Linked DNA regions of Mus musculus: all the other regions are linked to region 2. Evidence: chromatin loops called from intact Hi-C (ENCODE). Cell type or tissue: left cerebral cortex. All regions are shown on one strand.

The links. A loop is a pair of places that touch in the nucleus more often than their neighbours do. Peaks named below come from ENCODE experiments on the same cell type or tissue, not always from the same donor. Only the 100,000 strongest peaks of a DNase experiment are listed, where the experiment ranks them.
Region 1: it touches region 2 in a loop (3-fold over the local background); 2 of 42 quality-filtered maps call a loop at or near these places.
Region 3: it touches region 2 in a loop (4-fold over the local background); 2 of 42 quality-filtered maps call a loop at or near these places.

What each region holds. Positions count from the first base shown.
Region 1 is chr1:32,343,301-32,351,300 of GRCm38, reverse strand. The region is part of intron 3 of Khdrbs2 (KH domain containing, RNA binding, signal transduction associated 2); the gene reads right to left. Among named protein-coding and RNA genes, the nearest start is that of Gm25814, 130 kb to the right of the region's middle. In left cerebral cortex, no CTCF peak of the experiment used is centred here; DNase peaks (open chromatin) are centred at 2,926, 3,642, 4,078 and 4,477; H3K27ac peaks cover 1,787 bases.
Region 2 is chr1:32,499,718-32,507,717 of GRCm38, reverse strand. All of the region lies in intron 6 of Khdrbs2 (KH domain containing, RNA binding, signal transduction associated 2), which reads right to left. Among named protein-coding and RNA genes, the nearest start is that of Gm9839, 17 kb to the left of the region's middle. In left cerebral cortex, no CTCF peak of the experiment used is centred here; DNase peaks (open chromatin) are centred at 738 and 4,155; H3K27ac peaks cover 1,678 bases.
Region 3 is chr1:32,629,734-32,637,733 of GRCm38, reverse strand. The region is part of intron 7 of Khdrbs2 (KH domain containing, RNA binding, signal transduction associated 2); the gene reads right to left. Among named protein-coding and RNA genes, the nearest start is that of Gm24732, 65 kb to the right of the region's middle. In left cerebral cortex, no CTCF peak of the experiment used is centred here; DNase peaks (open chromatin) are centred at 2,280, 2,838, 4,145 and 4,836; H3K27ac peaks cover 2,405 bases.

The sequences.
Region 1 (8,000 bases), 160 kb after region 2:
CATACATGTGAAAGTGGTAAGCAATTTTTACTTATTGTTCGTTGCTAAACTGTGTATCTTGCTCTTTCATGTCCTTGTTCACTAGAAAAAATTAGAATCTAAAATCTTAACAAAAATAAGATTTAAAAATTTCAGATATTTTTTGCTGGCTATATTTCATACTTCTATTTTGGAGCTTAAAATATTTGACCTTCAGCTATTGCCCTTACTGATTATTAAACTGCCTAGTCTTTCAATGGAAGAAATGATCTCAAGTTGGATCCTGATATGAAGGGCCATCCCTCTGAAATAGGTAGATTTCTTGACTTCTATTATGACATGTTTCAAGCTCAAAAGGCCATTTGGTTCTCTTTTCTTTAACAACTGACACTTTTCTCACTTAACTAACATATCACGGAGATGACTCAATCATACCATGACATTTTGCCTTGTTGTAAGTTACTTAGACATGATTCAAAAGAGCTGTCTTTCCTACAGTGTTACCAACTGTATAAAGGCTTTCATACACATGAGTTATGTAAGATAAATAAAATGTTCCTGGCTCATGAGAACATAAGCAACTTGCTAGTCTTCCATCCTTATTTTTGCCAAGGTCACTGATGAGATAGCATGGTCTAAAAACATATGCCTTTCTACAAGTGGCCGTGGATCCCTTACTTATCTGCACTAATGATTTTCTGAAATATAACTTTTTTTTTTTTGGAATATGAGGATGTGTCTACAACTTTGATAATTTTTTTTTCTAGGTACATGATGTGCTATTCATGCCAAGTGTTGGGCCTGGGCTTTCTTCCAGGATATTTTTTTCCACTAGAAAGTCCATTGTTTTTCCTTATTTTGTATCTATACTTTTTATAATTCTTATGTGGTGGGTGGTGTCTTCTTGTATATTATATCCATTCATAAAGTTTTGTTTTAATTAATTTATTTATTAATAGTAATCTGTTTTATTGTGTGGGAGTATTTCTGGTTGCATAGATGCATTTATAGTACCATAAACTTCTAACAGTATACTAGAAAATTATATAAACAACCTGCTTAATAAATTAATGCTAAATTTTCAATTAATCTACTTGTTAGAGTGTGGAAATTTGTTAGTATCTTAGGTAATTAATAAGATGTTATTCTTAAGGCATAAGTAGAACATCTTGAAAGAAGAAAAATAGAAAAATAGTGTGAGTTTAGATATTTTCCTAAATCTTAATTGTTTTCCTTTAATACACAGTTGTTTATTTAAGGAACTAGATCTGAAAAATCATATTCTTTTTTTTTGGATATTTTCTTTATTTACATTTCAAATGTCATCCCCTTTCCCAGTAACCTCCCCTCCTGGAAAGCCCTTATCCCATCCATCCCCCCCTGCTTCTATAAGGGTGTTCCTCCACCCACCCAACCACTCCTACCTCCCTTTCTTCGATAACCCTTCACTGGGGCATCTATTGAGACATCATAGGACCAAGGACCTCTCCTTCCATTGATGCCTAACAAGGTCATTCTCTGCTACATATGCAGCTGGAGCCATGTGTACTCCTTGGTTGATGGCTTAGTCCCTGGGGGGTCTGGGGAGCCGGGTTGGTTGATATTATTGTTCTTCCTATGGAGTTGTAAACCCCTTCAATTTCTTTAGTCCTTTCTCTAACTCCTCTATTGGGCACCCTGTGCTCAGAAAAATAGTTGGCTGTGAGCATCCGCCTCTGTACTTGTAAGGCTCTGTCAGGGCTTCTCAGGAGACAGCCATATCAAGCTTCTTTCAGCATGTAGTTCTTGGCATCCACAATAGTGCCTGGGTTTGATAACTGTATATGAGACGAATCCCCAGGTGGGACAGTTTCTGGATGGCCTTTCTTTCACTCTCTGTTCTATACTTTATCTCCATATTTTCTGAAAACTCACATTCTTACCCCCACTCACTTACATAAGCCTTGAAGAATTAACTGATGACAAATTATTTCATAATCTTAAGTATAGAAATAGTTATGATTTATAGCTTTTGCATACTAAGTATGCAATCATAATTCTGATACCAGGCTTTTTAATATTAAAGTAGCAAAAGATTCTAACTAACATTTAAGTAGTAGTTCCAATAAAATACTATGGCTATGCCCAGAGAATGATTGTGAACAAAAGCATTAACCAGGGGCAGTTACTGCTTTTCAGTAATTTTCCAAATAATTTAAAGACATTCTCTTTGCATCTAGCATCCTTTGATGTAACTGTTTCAAATATTTTCTTGCTGTATAAATTAAACCTACTGTACATTATAAAAGTCTGAAATACTTTTGTGTAAATGCTATTGTAAGAAACATGGGCAGGTTTAGAAGCTAATTTTTAGTTCCCATCCAAAAAGTCATAGAGACCAATGTTCTCTGTATTAGTTATCTGAGCATCCATAAATAACCAAGTGGCTCATTAGCACTTGGTCTGAGGAACTCAGCACACAGTGGAAGATCAGATACCTAAGCTGCCAAGATAAAGCAAAAGTGAATTCAGCATATTAACAGAATTCTGGGGTTTCATTTTAAACCCTTCTACAATATTTCCACGTGAAATGTAAACTTATGTATGATATCAACATGGATAAAATTTTATTAATATTATATGGATACATTGTATTTTCTGTATGTATGTGAATATTCATGTGCAAATAATGTAATCTTGTGAAAAAATGAGGTTGAATGAAAGGGAAAGGATAGTCTCATCTTCAGCAAGTCCTATAACTTCCCCTAGTAACAAAAACTAAAATTAGAATGCCAGCAATGTTTACATAGCAGATTAGAAGAAAACAGCTCAATTTCTAAGTAGTACAGAAGAGAGAAAAAGAACATTGTTAGAACAGCCACACATGATCATCCCACCACTAAACTGTCAGAGCTGAGATATAGGAAACCTAATTCATCTTAGGATGCGAGAAAGGATATGAAGATTTCCACTATCCTTCCTCCACCTCCCTAGTGAGAAGACAGGGGCCTTGCTGCATCTGTTCAGGCTGACAGAATTCTTAGGTAAACACTCCCTAGAATAATGTAATTTTCCATACTATCAACTCTACAGCGTGGTTCTTGAGAAAGGGTTACATTTTCTTCTTCATTATAGATTTTAAAAATGTTACCTCTAATTACAGGAAAATCTTATGCACTTCAGAAATCAGTTTGCTATTCTATTTAAATTAATGAAGTAGCTTCATTTATCTAACAAATCTAGTCTTTCTGACAAGGGAATCAAAGCCATGATTGTATCCTAGGCCGTGGGGCTCTTTACTCAGGAAATTGCTGAGAACGTATCATCTCAAGCCCTTATTTCAACATGATTACTCACAGATAAAATATGAACTGATGATTTTCTTAGAAACAATACATGCTAGTAAATTGTGATTTACTAATCAGATTTCAAATATATAACTAATACCTCAGGAAAGCTTTCTATATTATCAGAAATTATACTCATGAAAAAAATAATATGAACATGGATTGTATGTCCTTATATCCTAAATTTGGATGAGTAATTCTTAAAGTCTCTACTGTGAAAATGTATTCTCACACTAGAATTGCATAAATCTGGGCAACTGTCTTATTTAAGTAGCCCGATATGGAAAGTAAATTGCTATCTAAAAAAAGAATATGTAGGAAAGTAGTGATGTAGCTACACAGTGGAGTTTACCCGTTGTTCCACAAGAACTCTTGCTATTCAGAAGATCACAGGAATGGAGAAACAGAAATAAATCTATTGTGTGCACTATAGAAATTAAATTAGGAGATCCTAAAAGAAACATAGAGAACAATGAGAAAACAAGCACTTACTGGGGCCTTCAGTGGAGGGAAACAGAAAGTATTTGAGATTAAAACAAAAGACTTAATGGTGATTGCAATGATACAAAAAATAACATTGCAGGCATTGGAATTCTTCAGTCAACCTTAATGCCTCGAAGATAAATTGCCCATAGTGACGGAATGAATGCAATCATCTGGTGACAAAGGAAAGTAAACCGTGGAAAGTAAACGTTTGAGGCTTGCACTATGGCTCAGTAGGTAAAATGCTTGTAGCAAAAACATGAGGACCTGAGACCACCCCAAGACACCAAGACCTAGAACTGAGATTCATAGCATACATCCAATATCCCAGCTTTGGGTGAGCCAACAGGTGGATCCCCAGAGTGACTTGGTCCAGCCAAAACAAGATCTAGGTTCAGTGAGAAATCCTGTCTCAAAAATATATGTAAGATGGAAAGAGAGATCTATAAAAGGTAACCAGCTTTGTTTTGCAATTTGAATAATATTGATAGCAATGTGTAATGATTCTTCATTGTATGTACTCTACAATATTTTCATCAATTTTTAATCTATAGAATTCTATACTGGTGACGAAAGAAAAATTTTTTTCTCCTAAAGAGACAACTTTTCTCTAGCAACAGGAGGGATTCCTGCAGAGCCCAGCTGCTGACAGACTTTGGGTGAACTGGAAATGCACATCCAGCTTTTTTGCAAGTGAAGGATCAGGTGCAGATGGTGCCAAGCTCTGCTTACAGGCTCCAGCAGCCCAAGAACTAAGTGTACAGCTCCCCTTTTCTAAGGTACACATTGTGATTAACAGGACAAAGGATGTACTGTGGTATTCTCAGAAAAAAATCAGATCTAAAAATTAAGTTCATAGCAGCCAGATCATGACAGGGAATAAGAGTCTATTTGATTTCCTGTTATCCAGGAACTAGAAATTATTTCTTTAAATAACTCAGATACAAACTACACACAAATGAATTTGCATTGATTTTTTGTTATCTATCTTAGATTTCATATTATATGAAATATTAAGAGAAAAAATCAGCTTATTTCTCCTATAATTTTGATTCTTTGATGTAAATATAGTAGATAAAATATGCTAATATTACAAAAACAGGTCTCAATGTTTTGGAAGCCCCCGTCCGTAATTAACCTTTTCTTCGGTTATACAGTTGTCTTGGGCAATTACCTAGAACACCCACATATACAGATTGGATTCTATCTTCATGTTTTCTAAATTTAAGATTGAAAATAGAAAGTACCGTATGTATGATGAAGCACTGACAGAGTAGTTAATTGCAAACTACCCATCAGCACTGGTGTGAAGCAAGAACTGGTTGACCAAATTTAATTTTCATGACCCAGGGTATGTTTAAACTAGAAGCAGGTCCTAGTGAGAGGCAGGTGTGTCTTAGTCACATTAGGGAATCTTCCTTAAGGTAAGTAATAACAGTTACAAGAAGAAGTTTCCCTGAATTTTATTTTAGATTATTATTACGTATAATCATCAGAAAAATTGGATAAAATCGTGGAACTATTACCTCATGTCAGGGAGTACATACCTGCTTTGTGTACAGACAGTTACATGGTTTGGCATTATTTTCTCTCCTTCACTGGAGGGAGTGACTATAGACTTTGATGAACCTGACTGAAGTAATCATGTTATCAGTAATGTCACCAAAGAAAGTAGCATTTCTCAGTCATTTGAGAAATAAGGATCTTGAGTATCTATTATTATTATTATTATTATTATTGTTGTTGTTACTATTACTTCTTCTTTTATCAGTTTATGAAACTGAAAAACACCTTTATGTTTTCAGTGTGTATGTGAGGGACATGCTTTTATACTACTGGAAATGTAACCTTTATGTTTTGTGTGTATATGAGGGACATGCTTTTATAGTTTTCAAAAGGTATCCTTTACATTTTGTGTGTTTATGTGTAGTACATGTGTTTATAATATAAAAATGTAATCTTTATGTTTTATTTGAATATGCAAGACATATGTGTTTATATTATAGGAAGCATAACCTTTATGTTTGATACATATCTGTGAAGTATATGTATTTATAGTATAGGAGAGTTAACTTTCCTTTGTTAAGTTTCTATTGTTTCCACAGAAGACATTACTAAGTCTGTGTCTTGTACAAGCTTAGCATTTTGTTTCAAATTTAAAAACACTGATTTCAAATTGCTTTAGTTTTTGAGAGTAAACTTAGTGACAGTTTTTTTTTGTTAAACTTTTATACAATAAAATTGAACTTAACACTACTCTTCCAGTATTCAGCCTGTTGCTTCACTCAGATAAAGGATCTAATATGAAAATCTAGGGAAATAATAGTTGAAGCCTAAAAATGAATCTTCTCTATAGGTTTTATAATGTTTGTACAAACCAGGGCACAAAAAGTGAATGATGTTTTTAAAGTAGACAAGGTTATAAGGTCCTTATAGGAACAACAACAACAACACAACAAAAAGAATGTATCTTTTATTGGCATTCAGGGTGCTCATCCTTGCAACTACCTGATAGGCCTTACATGGAGGACCTTGTGCACAGATGTCCTGCCAGTGCACAAGACACAGCCAGGTTGTAAAAGGCAAGTGCAAATCCACTGTGTTTGCAGCAAAATACATAAATATCCACATGTGTCCTTTACTTCACTTTCTTTGGTCTTTATGTTTTCTTTCCTTTGATCCTAGACCCAGAGAAAATTATTGTATGAGAGTTTAGTGATGCTGCCCATTCATTCAATTAAAAAGCTGGTTATTGTTCTGACTCTGCATGGTGTCTCTTTGTGGCATCCTTAAGTAAAGCAAGTTATGGAGTTCTTTAACCATTTTTTAGCCAAGGTTACCGAGTACCCAGTCATTGTTCAATTCTTCATGATAAGTATACTCAGCTAAGGAGTCTAATTTTCAAATATTTGTGGCTGATGTAATTCGTATTAATCAACCAGTAAATGACTTGTGAAGAATAAAAATAATAAGATGGTATCAGAATACTGAGTCAAATATTCATCAACACAAATAAAGAAACACAGAGGATGAATCTGGGCAGACAAACTCTTATGTTGAGCACAAGATTTTGCTATTGGGTTTTTCTCCAATGAACTTATCATCCTCTTAACTGAACCTCAACATGTCTCACATTGGTTCAGACCAGTTTCCCAAATTTCTCTCCAAGGAGCTTGGTTTATGTTAGGGTAAAGTTTCACCTCTGAAAAAGTATTTGATGGTATCTTCCTGAAAGCCTACAAATAACAATGAACTTTCAATCCCAAGATATACTAAAGGATTGATAACTAGAAACTTGAAAGGGGGTGGTCAGGAAGGGTAGGAAAGGAGGAAGAACAGCACTTATCCAAATGTAAGGCTGAGTGCTGGTGTTTGGCAGCTCATTGTGGGGACTGCAGTCAACAGGATGTTTTATGAAGAGCTACATCAATCTATATAAGTATTCCAGATTTAAAGAAAAATTAAATTAAGAAGATAGGACGATTAACTACCTCAGTTTCATAACTGATGATTGCACAGAGATATTGAGATATCAAATATTACATTACAGAAACATATAATTATAATAGCGATTAACTTTTAAAACTGTAAATATACACTAATATTAACCAATATATATGTATGTATTTTTGTCTGTATATGCATATGTGTGAGTTCCAGAGGATAAACTTGATTGTTGTTCCTCATGCATATTCCCCTTGGTCTTTGGGACATTTCTCAGTGGCTTGCAACATGCTAAGTAGCATATGCTAGCTGGCCAGTGAGCCACATGATCTACCTTTTCCAAGCTTGAGGGTAAAGGGTGGGTATTATAAGTACTGTTATTTGTTTTTCTGGGCTCAGAAAATCAAACTAGGATCCCTCATGCTTTCATGATAAGCAACTTACAAACTGACTTGTCTCACCAGTCCCATATTGAAATTTGTACATAACTCTCCCCATTTAGTTCAATATTGAAATCATGTGTGGAATTTAAAAAAAGATATTCTACTTAGCTAAAAATATTGTGGCTATTTGAGAAATTTTTCTTTTGATAAACCAGAGACACTGAAACTTATAGAGGAGAAAGTAGGGAAAAGCCTCGAAGATATGGGTACAGGGGAAAAAATTCCTGAATAGAACAGCAATGGCTTGTGCTGTAAGATCAAGAATTGATAAATGGGATCTCATAAAGTTGCAAAGCTTCTGCAAGGCAAAAGACACCCTCAATAA
Region 2 (8,000 bases):
AAACATAGAAAACAAGATGCTATTTTGTTTAAATATTATGATACAGTTATTTATGCATTATAGTTTTCAATACTGTATTGAAATAAAGTAAATTATAATTATACTTTGTATTGAGTAATGTATCTTAATTTTAAACATATACTGAATGAAATGTTCATCATACAAAATATACTATGATCATTTAGAACAAACTCTATGAATTGAATGAGTTGCAAAAGTGTTTCAAGTTTTATTTTTTGTTTTACAAAATTAGAACTGAACAATGGTGTTTTAATGCGTTATTTGAAAAGGGGCTTCAGTTTGGCTTAGGAATACATAACAAGGATCTGATTGGTTTGGTTGTAGGAAGTACGAATTTCCTTTTTTCTTTATTAACATATGAGAGCCTTATCACTTTCAGCTTAAAATTCATTCACTTAAACAATTCTCTTCTTTCTATCACTTGATGGACAGAATTTCTGAGTTGAGTAGTATTTTGCTTTTCATTTCATTCCCTAACAACTTAACTCATTAAGCTATGTATGTATGCTATTCAGTAACAAGACACATAAATCAGCTAATTTTATGTCCAACACTGCTACAATGTATTTTAAGCATCATCAGAAAGTCTTGCTTTTGCTGACTTCACCCTAAGTAAGCACAGCTCTCCCATACATTTGTACGTTGGATGCTTTAGCATTTTTCTCCTTATTGGAGTACTCCAGGCACACTTGATGAGACTGCTAAAACAGCTGGCCAAACACCTGCTGCAATAGCCGTTCCTAGAGTTGAGTGCAGCGGGTAACTGCTTCAGTATCTTCACATGCTGGGCTACAGAGGTCAGATGCTGACAGCTGAATACAGAATAAGGCAAGAGGTCCGAGGTGTATGCCTTTTGAACAGACTTCATTCTGATGCAGATGTCCCTGTGCCCACATTTCCTACACCACTGTTTACACAACGGATTCATTCCTCTGCATTTATTTGCTTCTATATCCAAAACCTGAAACCCAAGCATGCTCATAGAGTTGCTTAATAGATAGGCAAGTCAAGATGCAGGTAGCAGTGCTGGATGTATTTTAAGATTAATGCTTCTGATATTTCCCGTTTACAAATGAAGATAGATGTACCAGAGTTTACATTTGAATACGATGTTCTAGGGTTTCAATACTATCCATTCTTCAATGAGTTTTAGATGATGTTTTTACTCTAAACCATTTTCCGAGTGACCAAAACCTAAAATCCCTGGACTCATTAAAACCCAGCTGTCATTTTTTCATATTTCTCTAATTTGTGTTAGAAGCTTTGTACACCTTATTTCCCACTCACAGCAAAAATAGGATAAAATTTTTATTTACATTTTGAATTTACATCAAGTACATTGAAGGGCAGTTAGGAATAATATGCTGTATAAATGTGAGTAGTTAAGATAATAGATCTTATGAGGAATTTTAATTTGAAAAATGCAGCAATTTAAGACAGCAAATCAAAACAACCCTGAGATTCCACCTCACACCAGTCAGAATGGCTAAGATCAAAAATTCAGGTGACAGCAGATGCTGGCGAGGATGTGGAGAAAGAGGAACACTCCTCCATTGCTGGTGGGATTGCAAGCTTGTACAACCACTCTGGAAATCAGTCTGGTGGTTCTTCAGAAAATTGGACATAGTACTACCAGAGGATCCCGCGATACCTCTCTTGGGCATATATCCAGAAGATGTTCCAACCGATAAGAAGGACACATGCTCCACTATATTCATAGCAGCCTTACTTATAATAGCCAGAAGCTGGAAAGAACCCAGATGCCCCTCAACGGAGGAATGGATACAGAAAATATGGTACATTTACACAATGGAGTACTACTCAGCTACTAAAAAGAATGAATTTATGAAATTCCTAAGCAAATGGATGGATCTGGAGGGCATCATCCTGAGTGAGGTAACCCAATCACACAAGAACTCGCACAATATGTACTCACTGATAAGTAGATATTAGCCCAGAAACTTAGAATATCCAAGATATAAGATATAATTTGCTAAACACATGAAACTCAAGAAGAACGAAGACCAAAGTGTGGACACTTTGCCCCTTCTTAGAATTGGGAACAAAACACCCATGGAAGGAGTTACAGAGACAAAGTTTGGAGCTGAGACGAAAGGATGGACCATCTAGAGACTGCCATATCTGGGGATCCATCCCATAATCAGCTTCCAAACGTTGACACCATTGCATACACTAGCAAGATTTTGCTGAAAGGACCCAGATATGGCTGTCTCTTGTGAGACTATGCCGGGGCCTGGCAAACACAGAAGTGGATGCTCACAGTCAGCTATTGGATGGATCACAAGGCCCCCAATGGAGGGGCTAGAGAAAGTACCCAAGGAGCTAAAGGGATCTGCAATCCTATAGGTGGAACAACAATATGAACTAACCAATACCCCCCCCCCCCCCCGGAGCTCATGTCTCTAGCTTCATATGAATCAGAAGATGGCCTATTCGGCCATCAGTGGAAAAAAGAGTACCATTGGTCGTGCAAACTTTATATGCCTCAGTACAGGGGAATGCCAGGGCCAAGAAGTTGGAGTGGGTGGGGGAGCCTGTGGGGGACTTTTGGGATAGCATTGGAAATGTAAATGAAATAAATACCCAATTAAAAAAAACAAAACAAACAAACAAAAAAGAAACATAAAACATTTTGAAAACTTAAAAAAAAAAAAGACAGCAAAGGGAAGTGCAGACTTCCTGGAATACACAAGAGCAAGACACACAGAGATGTTCTAGTGATGGGTTTGGTTAACTATGATGCCTTTGTTGGTGAAGCCATCCTTATAGTTTACCTCTGGAAAGACTGAAATAATTTCTGCCGACTGATAGAGTCATACATATGGATGATCTGGTAGAAATTAACCAGTAAGCATTTAATTAACTGATGATTTATAGCGTATCCTAATGCTGCTTCAACAAGTTCCTATAAAAAGTCTCTTAGCTTCTAAGTTTTCTTCAGACCTGAAAGGCACCAGTTCCCTCATTAGTTAATGTGTGAAATTGACTCTTCAACATCCGATTAGGTAATGTTTGCCTAAGAATAATAATTTACTTATTTACAATTACATTTTAACACTGATACTTTATTTATTTAAATATTTTCTCTTTTTAAACATCACTCAGTAATTTTATACAATGAAATTTGTTCTACTTTGAATGATTTTGTATATATAAAAAAAATACAAGATACGCCATTAAGATCCTTTTGCTAATTGGAAATCTCTTTAATGAGTAATAAATAATGAATACTTTCAGTTTTACTTTAGATTATTAATAATAACTTATTTTAACATTAAACTCCTGGGTAGAGAATATACCTGCCCTTAATAATGATGTCATTAGACTTCAGTAGTCTGATGAGTAATAGCCCTCAGGGAATATTTTTAAGCTAAATCTTTCCCAAAGACATGGAATGGGTGTTCAATGAGATTCATAAAACATTATTAATGCACATTACATGCCATGATCCAGCCTCTACCCAATTTTATAGTAGATAAAGATCTCTTAAGATCTCCCTTGTGCTTCAAGGTTTATTAGAAATAATCTTAACCTTATGGCAGAAAGGGGTTAGCATTCTGTGCAGTGGATGCTGCAGGATACCATGGTTTATTTTTCATGATGGAGGTTCCTGGATATACTATCTACATTACTTTTGACCAGGTCACCAGTATATCAGTTTGCTAAATATGTCTTCGATCTAGATAACACAGAAATATTCTATACTAAGACTTGTAGAAGCTCCTTCTAAAATCTATGCTTCCATGCCTAGTAGACTAGGCTTTATTGCCATGAAGTTTGTGTCTAATCTATATTTGAACCTCTCTAACTCCACATCTAACAGTGGCCTGTTTGAGCTGCAACCTCCTGTAGAGAAGCATGGAGATCCGAATCTGTTTCATGGGTTCACAGGGAACATGAAATAAAGTCAACATGGATGTCTCGTCTTACGCTGGAGAAGCTTAGGCCATCCATTCAGCGTATAACATGTTTTCCTGGGCAGTGTTTGTACATACTTTAGCTTGATTGGTCTCTGCTCACTGACTTCCTTCCTCCCTTTGGCCCATTTCTCTGTTCTCTGCTGTACATTTTTATATCCAGTACCCACACCTCCTCCGGCTGGCTTTCTCATATTCCACCCCCCTTTTGTTAAAATATGTTTTTTTCCCCAGTCATATGGGTACCTTTCTGGTTTTCTGGGTTTTACCCAAGTTTCTCCCACTTGGATACATACACCTAACAATTAGAAGCTTGGATCCATACACGATAACATATGGTATTCATATTTCTGCGCTTGGGTTAATCTTGTTTCCAAAAATGTTTTCCAGTTCCATCTATTTTCCTGTAGATTTCATTCTCATTTCCAGCTGAATAAAATGCTATTGCTAACATTTTAACAGGACCTATTTAAACTTTCTTTTTGACCAACTTGAAGTTACTACTGTTGATCTCAACTAAGTGAAAATATGAGAATTGAATAAAATTATAGTCATTTATATTACAATGCAAAGGAAGAGCATTATTGATTATCATCAGTACATCATTAGCAGGATAAAAGTGAGTTAATTAGATCTTAAAAGCTTCAGATAGTATATATAGTTTATTATGCCATGTGATTCTGATTAAGTATGTGAGGGTTATTTAAAATAATTTATATAAGGCACTCTTAATAGTGGACATGAGATATCTCTTCTTTGATAGGATCATTCCAAAATTTAAAGGGTATCCATAAGTGAATCCAACAATGGATTACCTCAACACCAATAGTCACATATATGACCCTGGTTAAACTCAGCAGGTCACAAAGTCAAACAAAAATACACGAGCATTGGAAAAAGATCTGCGGTAAGCAATCAGGTTAATAGGGATGGAGGAGGTTAAGAGAGAAGTATCAGGATATAGTTCATACATGTATTAAATTGTCAAAGAACACATTAACAGGAGCCTTATTTAAAACAAACAAGAGTTGTGTTCCCTAGACAAAATGAATTATTCCAATGTAAGGATCTTGATTGATTTCTGAAGTTCAGCTACCTAGGAAGGAACGTGGCTGAATCTAGTAGTACCAACTGTTTAAGGATGACTGAGGCAGGGGTAACACTGAGAACCAAGAAGATCATAGACTCTCCCAAATAACCACAAAGAAGATTGTGCCATATCTACCAGGACTGCTTATCAGAAGATGGTAAACAACTTTCTAAAAACTATAAACCCCACCTAAATGATACTTTCATCCAGTCTCCACCACAGAATTCTAAGGAGCTCATGGTGTCCTCATATCCAGTCTTCCCCAGATCCTTCAACAAGGTCATTTACCTCTGATGTATTCTTTGTTTTCCTTCTTTACATTGTTGTAGTCAGTGAACTACTAAAGTATATGTATTTTCTTTCTTTGCCTAAAATTCTGTTCTGGTACAATAAAAAAAACAAAACAAACAAACAAACAAACAAAAAAACAAACCAAACAAAACAAAACAAAAACAAAAACGCCCCAACCAGCCAACCAAACACAACAACGACAAAAAACAAACCCAAACCACACCAAACAAACAAATAAAAGCACTATCCTACTTTCTACGGTTGGAGTGGGAATTTTCATGCCATAAGGTAGGATACTATCTTAAGGAATATTTCATGTTGATCAACTAAAAATGAAAAATCTCATAAGATACTGCATTTAAAAACAGGGTTTTTAACAAAGCATGAGGTGAAATGAGATCTTACAGGCAGGTTGAATATAGTAAGACTGATGTCATCATAAGCAGAAGAAATTAGGACCTAGACAAAATAATGGAAAAAGACAATGTAGACCCCAGAAGGAACCTCTTGGAAGTTAAGGATTGAGGTTCAAAAGACCACCAGCCTTTGGAGGTCTTCTTCATCTCTAACTGTACTGCTTACAGAATCAATCTGTGGTATGTAGTAATGATCACCCCTAAGCACACTAACGTAATTGTAATGAATGAGGAATTTGAGTCTCATTCTACATATGCAACTATGTCAAAGAATTTTGATATAATATGTATTTTTATAGACAAGATTAGAATATTAATATAGATCCTAGAAAAGTACTGTAATTAGTATAAAGTTATGAAAAGGTCTATTTCATCTATTAATCAAGGAAATGTAAAACAGGTTAACATTGACTTTCACACTAATTAAATACATTTTCCCCTTTTAATGATTTCAGATAATACACACTGCAATCAATGAAGGTCAAATCAATCAATGATAGCAGTAAATTTGCTATCCTTGGGAAATGATTAAGGGAATGATAAGAAGAGTTAACATGAAAGTGAAATATACTGTGTCTCTACAAATTCAGGTAGAGAAAGGTATATGAAAATCACCTAAAAATTAAAGTTTGGTATTTATAATAAAATAAGGTAATGAATACAAAAATATACTACTATTCAGCTGTAAGAAAGAATGAAGCCATGAGCTTTACAGCCAAATGGATGAGTTATATTACACTGGGTGAAGTATCTCAAATCCTAGAAGACTAACCTAGATATTCCCTCTTATTTGTGGATCCTACTTCCAAATCTTCAGAGGTGAATATATAACCTGGAGTAATCACAGAATCCAGAAAAGAAGAGAAGGATTGTAGGGTGGTGGGGCTGGGGGTTGAGACTTTGGATTAGAGAGGAAAATAGCAATTTGTGGGTGCTATGAAGGTGAAGATGAGAAAAGAATGGGGGCATAAATGAGGAGAGAGGTAGCCAGAAGGAGAGGGAGGGAGGAAGGAGGAGTAAATAACATTAAGAATATTTGAAAAAAAACCCTCCAGGAATATTACTATTTAATATTTACCTAAAAATAAGATGTGTACATGCCCATACACATATATGTGTGTGATGATGCTTCCTCCCCAGGGCGTATTCTAGCTAACAAAAGGCAACTTTCAGGCATGGAAAATCTCTTTTTGAGCTGTTGGTCAGTTGAATCCAGGACCGCCCATACTACAACATGAATTGCTGCAGTTGCCCTTGGATGCCTCCTAGAATTTGAAGGTAAATCTCTCCTGTTGAAGTCAGTCAGCACTTGCAGAAGTTGAAAGGGAACTAACTTAGGTACCTCCTTCCTGAGGTCTAGCTCTTAGCATGTTAGAAAACACTAATTTTCCTAGAAAGAAAAGGCAATCAATAGTCTTACCAAGCTGTGACATCAATTAACCCCAACAAGGACCAGCATAGAAAGATAACCCTAAAGGCAGAATAGTGACATTTATATATGGTAATAACCAATAGCTGTCTGATTTAACTTAACACCACTAACTAGGAGGAAATGCATGCCTAGTTCTGTAAACCTAGCCAACGACCCAAGACTGCCAAAAATATGAAACCTAAGGGAGAACCTACAACTCCCACTTTCCTAAACTAGAATGATTCCTATTTCCATTTGTAATATTCATCTTAGGCACACAGGTAAGTATAGCTTTTATTCTTCACACACACACCAAAATTTCCTTTTGCAACAGATGGATATTATTGTAGAAAGCCACAACTGTTCAGACTGTAGGGAACAACTGTTCATTGTGTACATATATTGGCTAGTTTTATGTCAACTTAACACAAACTAGCATCATCAGAATAGAGAATGCTCCAAAATATTTGTTTGTGTACAAGGCTGTAGGACACTTTTAAACTTAATAATTGATGGGGAAGATCCTAGCTTAGTATGGGTGCAGTTAATCCAGGGATAGTGGCCCTGGGTTCAGCAAGAAAGTAGGCTACACAAGCTACAGGGAGCAAGCCAGTAAGCAGTACTATGTTATGGCTTCTCTATCAGCTTCTGCTTCCAGGTTCCTACCCTGCTTGAGTTCCTGTCCTGACTTCCTAATGAGATGAATATATACTTTCTTCCCCACGTTGCTTTGCTTGTGGTTATTCACCACAGGAATAATAAACCAAACGACAATCAGTACATCTACAACGTATATCCTATACCAAAGATTCAGGGAAAATTGAGGATAAGGA
Region 3 (8,000 bases), 130 kb before region 2:
GTTACCTCCTGATTCTGATGGGTATTCCCATGTGTTCTCAAATTGGGGCAATCTTCTATTATTTCCTGTATTAAAAATGAATTTCTTCAGTACAGCATCAAACTGTGCAAACCTTTACTAGATCAAGACTTACTTGCTACCAGGTTTTTAAGCAATGATTTCCTGTGTCTATTCCTTGTATTTTCCTTGTGAAGCCATCACTGTCCCTGCACACTCATCTCCTAAAGTAGTCTTTCAATTTCACTGTCCCCAGCCATTTAAAGTAATGACATAATGACCACAAAGTTACAATAATAACGTAATAAAAGCCTGGCAGCTATGTGTATAGATATGTTGTCTATTTTGTACAAATATCATAATAAAAAGGAATGAAAATATCCTGATGGGAGTTACAGTACAGCAGAAAATCAATTAAACAAGTGTGAAATATTCTTTCCATAATTTTTTACTTGCGGAATACTAAAACCTTCAGAGTTGGTAGGCATTGCCCAGGTCAGAAGGAACAAGGGAGCCAAAACTCAGACAAGAGACTGTGTGGCTTCTACTGTTGCCCCAAAGTATCCAGGGAGTCAGTAGGTAGAGTAGCCACCCAATATTTGGTCTGGGGTAAGAAATGGAACAAATGTTTAAGAATCTGTCTTTGTGTGATAAGAAGTCTAAATGTAACCAGAGAATCAATAGAATACACTACATGATATAAGATAGGGCTGTAGACAACAAGAAGCTACTCTAGTTGGATTTTGTTTTTATTTTTGTTTTGTTTTGTTTTGTTTTGTTTTGTTTTTTTGTTTGGTGTCATTTGTGTTGAGAATGTGATAGTGAATCTCCCTCTCAAATTGTGAGAAATAATGGGTAGTGAACAGCGACTTATGTGTTGGAAGTCAACATTTAAAAATGTATTAACCATTTGTGGGGCATTGGGCTATACACAGTCTGGTCTCAGTCAAGCTGAGATGCTGAACCCTGGGACCTGGTGGTGATAATTCACCTACACCGGATAGAAAAAGTTCTCTCATGTCTCTTGGAACTCTGGCTCCTGTCTAAGTTACTGCCCCCTACAGCCCCCACAAGAGAAGCATGGTTAGGGTAGGCAATGTCCCAAGCTTTTAACCTTCAAGCTAGAATCCTCCCCAGTTACCTAGCAACAGTAAAGATAACAGCATACCATAAGAAGGGCTATTTGGCCCCTCCTCACTCTCTTGCTCTCTTGCTCTTACTCCTCTTACTCCCCTTAAACTCTTCTCTCCTCTCCTTTCAATCTCTCTCTCTCCCTCTTACTCTCTAGCCTTTCTTCTGTCTCTCCTTTTCTCCATCTCTCCTCTTGGCCACGTGGCTTCTCTCTCTCCCTTTCTCTCTCTTTCCACCTTCTCTCCTTTCCCTCTGCCTTTCTATAATAAAGCTCTAAAACCATAGACTGTCTCTGTTCATCAAGGCCCGCTGTGCTTACTCTAGACTGCGTGGGAACCTCTCTCTCTCTATGCCCTCTCCCCCATAACCCTGGGGCTACAGGGTGTTGCCCCAGGGCCCCCTGGTTCCAGGGGCTTCCCCTTGCCCACCCCTCATTGAGTGGGGTCAGTGGCTTAGATGCCCACCCGGGGCTTAGTGGAAAGTGTCTGGCAGGCCTCCCACGTCCATCTGCCCAGAGCATAGGAGGAACTCTGATCGGACATGGGCTATTCTCCCTTCCCCTTCCTTCCTCTATACCCCTTTAGTTCCCACAATCATCTATTGTTTTTAACACACTGGCCTAAAGGAAAATTTCAACACAAATGTTGATTGATTTCCTTATATGTTTTTATGAATATGTCATTTTGGAAAAATCATTTAATCTCTTTGTACTCCAGTGTTCACTTTTATTGGTAATAATTTTATAACCCTCAAGTATTAAGGGCATAACCTCTGATAACTCTGGAAAGTGTCCACAATATATCATGTGCTCGACTGCTTTTAGTGAAAGATCCTCCCACCAATGAAAGTATAGCCACATGGCTTGGTTTTTTAATATTCATAAAGGTTGAAGTGCCAAGGAGGATATCAGGTTGAAATATTCTGAGACATTAAATAGCTCTACATGCCTCCCTAAGTTTCATTTGATGGTAATCAGTGTTCATAGGATGAAATATAGGATGATTATTCATGAGGTAAGTGACATATTTGTTCTGCTTATAGATTAAGGATCAAGACAGATGATCTATGTAAGGCATCCAGTGTAGAATTATTATCAGCTTGGCAATGATCGTCATTACATAAAATGGGTATTTTCAGAGTGTTGCATATCAAGCAGTAGAGAAATAGATTTCTGTGAGCCACTGTTTCCGGATCTAACACCACTCAGACATTTCTTCAACTAAAATCCTCTTACAAGGCACTATTTTATCCTCTACTCCCAATTTAGTTCATTATCTTTGGCTTGTTTTGACCCTTTCTTGCATAACTGAAGTGTGAGAAAGTTTATAATGAGAACATTAATCTTCTGTTTAGTTGCACAAAATTATTATTAGAATGTAGCAATTATTTTCAGAAATAAGACCATCAAATGACTGATTAATTAGGGTGCGTGGCACATGGCATTGTTAAATGAACTGTTACAACTACATAGAATTTACTGAACTCTGGCTTGAAACAAACACAACTTAAAATGCATACACATATTTTTTTTGTTGTTGAGTCATATTTCATATGTTTCAATAGGATTTCAGCGCTGTACACATTGGTATTGTTCCTATTTATTTAAATATAGTAGGTTACTCTGAGACTGCAAACAGTGAGATGCTGTGGCCATGTTGTAACTGTGATTCATATTATTCTCCATTCAAACCACAAGCGCATTCTCTCCTGTGCTGTTTAATGTTCTCAATCCACTTGCTCCCGATTCAAGAACTATTTACACACACCATAATTTGGAAGTTAAACACACATGCATAACTGAGTCTGAGAAGGGAACATATACATTTACAAAAGGGATTCTGTTTTGACGACATGTGAGGCTACATTCATCACAGAAACAGCATGCGACAGATGCCAGGCAAGTCTTGTACTGTTCATGAGTAAAAATATCGTGGAACATGTTTACTGTTAAATATTAGAAGTATGTAGATTTCGACCGGAGCCTAGCAGAATAATCATCAGAGAGACCAGAGAGACATTGTCCAGAAACTGATGGGAACGGATGCAGAGTCCTAAAGCCGAACAGAGCTCTGGCAGCTCCGCTGAGGATGAAGAGGGACTATCAGAAAACCAGAGGGATCAGGGACCCAACAAGAACATGGCTCACAGAAAAACTCAACGGGAATCATGGGGGCTCTCAGAGATCAGGGAGTCTATAGGGGTCTGACCCTGGTCCTGTGTGTAAATGTTATGGCTGAGTAGCTTGGTGTTCTCGTGGGAATCCTAAAAGTGGGAGCAGGGGCTGTCCCTAACTCTTTTGCTTATGTGTAGGCTTCTTGTCTTCAAACTGGGTTGCCTCATCCAAACCTTGATGTGATGATATATGCCTCGTCTTATTGTAGCTTGTTATGCTGTGTTTGATTGATGTCTCTGGGAAGTCTGCTCTTTTTTAAGCAGATGCTGAGTGAAGGAGGGGTGGGTCTGGGGGAGAAGGGAGGTGGGAGGGAGAGACTGGAGGGAGGGGAGCGAGGGGAAACTGGTTGAAGTACAAAATATAAGAGAAGGATACAAACATTAAAAAATAAAAAATGTATATAGACTTCTTGCAAAACAGCGAGTCAGAATTTGAGCTCTGTGACTTCTCGCACCACTGCCGCAGCATGTTTAAATAGACTCCTTCCCCTTTTAACACCCGTGGTACCCATCAGTGGTACCCATACACAGTGCAGTGCAGAAGGAAGCCATAGTTCTTTCCTAACCACATGCCTCTGACTATGGTAACCTTAACTCTTTGCACCTAAGAAGCTTTCATCCTCCTCCTAGGATCCAGGTCAACGGTCAGCTTCCCTCAAAGGGGTCATCAATGGCTCTCCTGTCACACTTGCTTTCTGTAGGATTGTTCTCAGGGTTCCACACAGAGTACCTCCCCACATCAGATCTCTTTTATTTTTCAAAGCTCTACATCGTCTATGGCAGTGACTCTATTAATACCCTAATGTGTACAGCACTATGCTAAAATGAAGATTCACACTCTGATTCAACTGTCCTTGGCTGGCGTACAGACATTTACATTTCACTTGCAGTGATTCTGATGTAGAGGTCCAAGCCACTCTTTGTCAAACTTTGCAAATGCAACAATACCTTGACTCTAGCTGCATAGGTATCAAAAGATGGCCTAGTCGGCCATCAATGGAAAGAAAGGCCCATTGGTCAGGCAAACTTTATATGCCCCAGTACAGGGGAAAGCCAGGTCCAAAAAATGGGAATGGGTAGGTAGGGCAGTGGGGGGGTGTGGGGGACTTTTGGGATAGCATTGGAAATGTAATTGAGGAAAATACATAATAAAAAAAAAAGAAAAAAAGAAAGAAAACCACACTAACTGGGAAGATGCAATTCCGAGCTACACTTCTGTTTCTAGACATCTTGCACAAAGCAGAGCCTCTAGATGGTGGCCTCATTAGCACTGCTGAAGGATGATGCCTTTGGAAAAGCTGATGTGTTCCCTGCCAGGCCCCTCTGCTTCTCATTTGTTCCCTTCTCGGGTCTCAAGGAATTCAGTTTTATTGAGTATTGGATAGCCGAATTCCACAACTATTTATGTGAAGTAAGTTTGGAAAATTTAAAATTCAAACACTCTGGAATTTCTCATTTTTAATTTCAAATCCCCAGACTCTGAAGCCAATTACTCCTTCACAAGTTCTCTGTCAGAAATAAGCAGGCTGATCCCAAGCCAAAGCAACAAGAAGCTAGTTATGCCTATTTATAATTCACTAGGCATGGTTAATGACTTGCATGCAAAGTTATTAGCATGTATCTTGGGCACAGATGTCACTGAGGGCATTGTGTAATATGCTGTACGCACATTACTTTGACTTTCTAAAATAAAATAAATTCTAAATTTAAATCATCTGGTTCACTGTATTGCAACTATTGGATGAAAGCCTATGCTTGTTTTAATCCCTGTGTGTGGTATGTGTGGATATAAGGTGTGTGTATGGGTGTATGTATGTAATATATGCATATATAAGTGTGTGATATATTTATGATGCATGTGTGTGATGTGTGTTTGATAAGTACGATGTGTGGATGGTAGTATGTGATGTGTGTGTGTGTGTGTGTGTGTGTGTGTGTGTGCATGTGTGTGATGTGTGTAATTTGTGTACAATTGGTAGTGACACATCATGCCATTGCCCTCAGTGGAGCTCAGAAGGTCAGCTTGAGTACTGTTTTTGTTTTTGTTTTTTTTTTTTCTTGTACCTCCACGCTATCCTTGCACATGTCAGGGTAGATGATCCTAAAGCTTCTAGGCTTCTTTTCCTCTCCCTTCCATAACAGCACTGGGATTTCACATACAATGTCAGGCCTTTTCATGGATTTTGGACATCCAGCCTCAGGACCTCATGCTTGTGTGGCCATGTCCCCGGTTCTGATAGTTTGTCCTAATATAAGGTACTCTTTTTTCCCTTTTTATTATTTTTCTTTTGACATATATATGACTGTGTACTTTTAAATTCATAAATGAAAACTATATTTTATAGTATATAACATATTATTTTATTCATGTATGGATACAATTATGTATATGTATCCATGATGGATATATACAGCTTAGAATTATATAACTATTAAATGAGAATTACATAGATATTATTTTAAGTGTTAATTTTTTTTGGTAGTCATAACACTTAAGCATTTATTTAATGTCTTCTATTATATGTGATATGATTAGCAACTACAGACATTGTGAGGCACAGTAAGTGTTTCTAGTGTATTTTTTGAGAATATTTTCCCTAGTGTTCATGATCTCAACATTCACAGATGGTTGACTCTGCTTACAGTAGTGGATATGAATTCCCTCCCTCTGAGTGGGCCACAAGTCCAGTTAAATTAATCTGTTAGTTACCTCTAAGATACCAGTGCCACTATTGTACCCTTGGACACTTTCAGCCATGTTGGTCACTGTCATTTGTGGGTTAGGACTATTGCTTGTGTTTCTCACCTGGAAGCGTTCACAGCACCTCTGCTGTGATGAGAGGTGGTCCTCAGAGAGGAGATGTAGCTAAGTTCCAGTTCAGTACCATCATGTGTCCGTTTGTGGAGACCTCAGCAGTAGGGTCTTAGCCTCATGTTCTTGTAGGCAACCAAGGGCAAAGGAATGGACTATATTGTTTTGGAGGAACTTTTAAATTCCCCTGTGCAATAATTTTAAGAGAGGTTTCCTGTGCTAGGGACTGGGGTTTTGAGTAGATAGTCTGTGTCCCTTTGATGAGGCAACTGTCAAACCAAGTAGTACGGCTTTATTTAATATATATGGGATATATAATTCATAATGTATGTTTTAAATTATATAGAGAGATTATACCATCAGTAGTTTTCCCTGTTCATTTTCCTATTTCTCCCTTCATAGATCTTGTATCATGCTAACTTCTAAACATGTGGAGTTATGGTCAACAAATAACAACATGCAACACTCATCGTTCCTCTTCTGAATGACCTTACTCAGACTCATATTTTCTGCTTCTACCTCTATACCTGGAATATGTCATCGTTTCATTTTTCTTTATAGCTGAATAAAATTACATCATATATACATGCTAAATTTTCCTTATCCATTCATCAACCAAAGGGCATTGAGGTTGTTTCCATTTTCTAGTTATTGTAAATAGGCCAAAAATGAACATGGCTATAATATGAGCATAGCGAAATATATTGAATCCTCTGGGCTTATGGTACAGATTAGTAAGTATAATTGATCATATTGTAGATTTACTTTGATGATTTTAAAATCATAACAAAAAAGAATGTTTTGTATTTCAGTGTATCATATCGGTTTAATGCAAAACATTTTTAAATTTAATTTTCTTTAATTTTTGAGAGTTTTATTATGTGTATGCAATGTAATTTGATCACATTGACTGTCCAGTCTCTCCCCAAACCTTCTCCCTCATTTCTCTTCCTCATTCCTGCACCTTAACTTTATGTCTTCTTCTTTATAAAGCACAGAGTGCTGCTGCCACATGCAGAAAATAGGACCATCCACTTGACAGTCTACCACAGACCATACCCCTGAAGAAAAAAAACTGACTCTTCCTAATTCAGCAGCCATTTTGTCCAACAGCTCTCATGAAGGGAACTTGAGTTTCTGAGCCTGTCATTCCATTCATGCTAAAACATCAGTTGGCTTCATCTTGTGCAGGTCTTGTGCAGACAACCATAGTTGGTGTGAGGTGACTAGAACAGTTCCATCATGCCCAGAAGACACAATTTGCAGTAGTCTTTATTTACCTCTGGCTCTTACAATCTTTTTTATTTTTATTCACAATTTTATCCCCAAAACAAAGATAAACTAGGAGATGGAGGCTGTAGGTTTCTTGAAAAATCTAGAACTGTGCCATATGCTTTCTTAGTCCTTGATAATGTTGAGCCTTTCTTATCATTTCAGTCCTAAGTACTTTATAATTGGATACTCTGGAAGAACATGTGGTTCTTCAGCAGTAAATTACACTCCAATCTCTTTGTCTTTTTCCTGGCTTAGTTTTACCCAGAAGTAAAATCCCAGCAGAGCATCAGTTCCTGAAAGCCTTATGGTATTGCTGCTTACTCTCCACATGAGAGCTCCTCAGGTTTTCTCACATTCTCTCATACTCTGGTTTCTAGAACATTAAATATTAACTTGTTTTCTCCCTGACCATTCACATACATTGTCTTGATCTTCACACCATCTTTTGCAGAGCATTTAGTGCCTTAAATGGTAACTCTGAGTGAATCATTAAATCCATGGCCTTGGGAGCAATATCTGTACATTGATTTTGCTTTTACACTCCACTTGTGTACAGTACTTAGAAAATAGTGGGCTTAATATTTAGTTTATTTCACAAAATGTTTATCGTCTT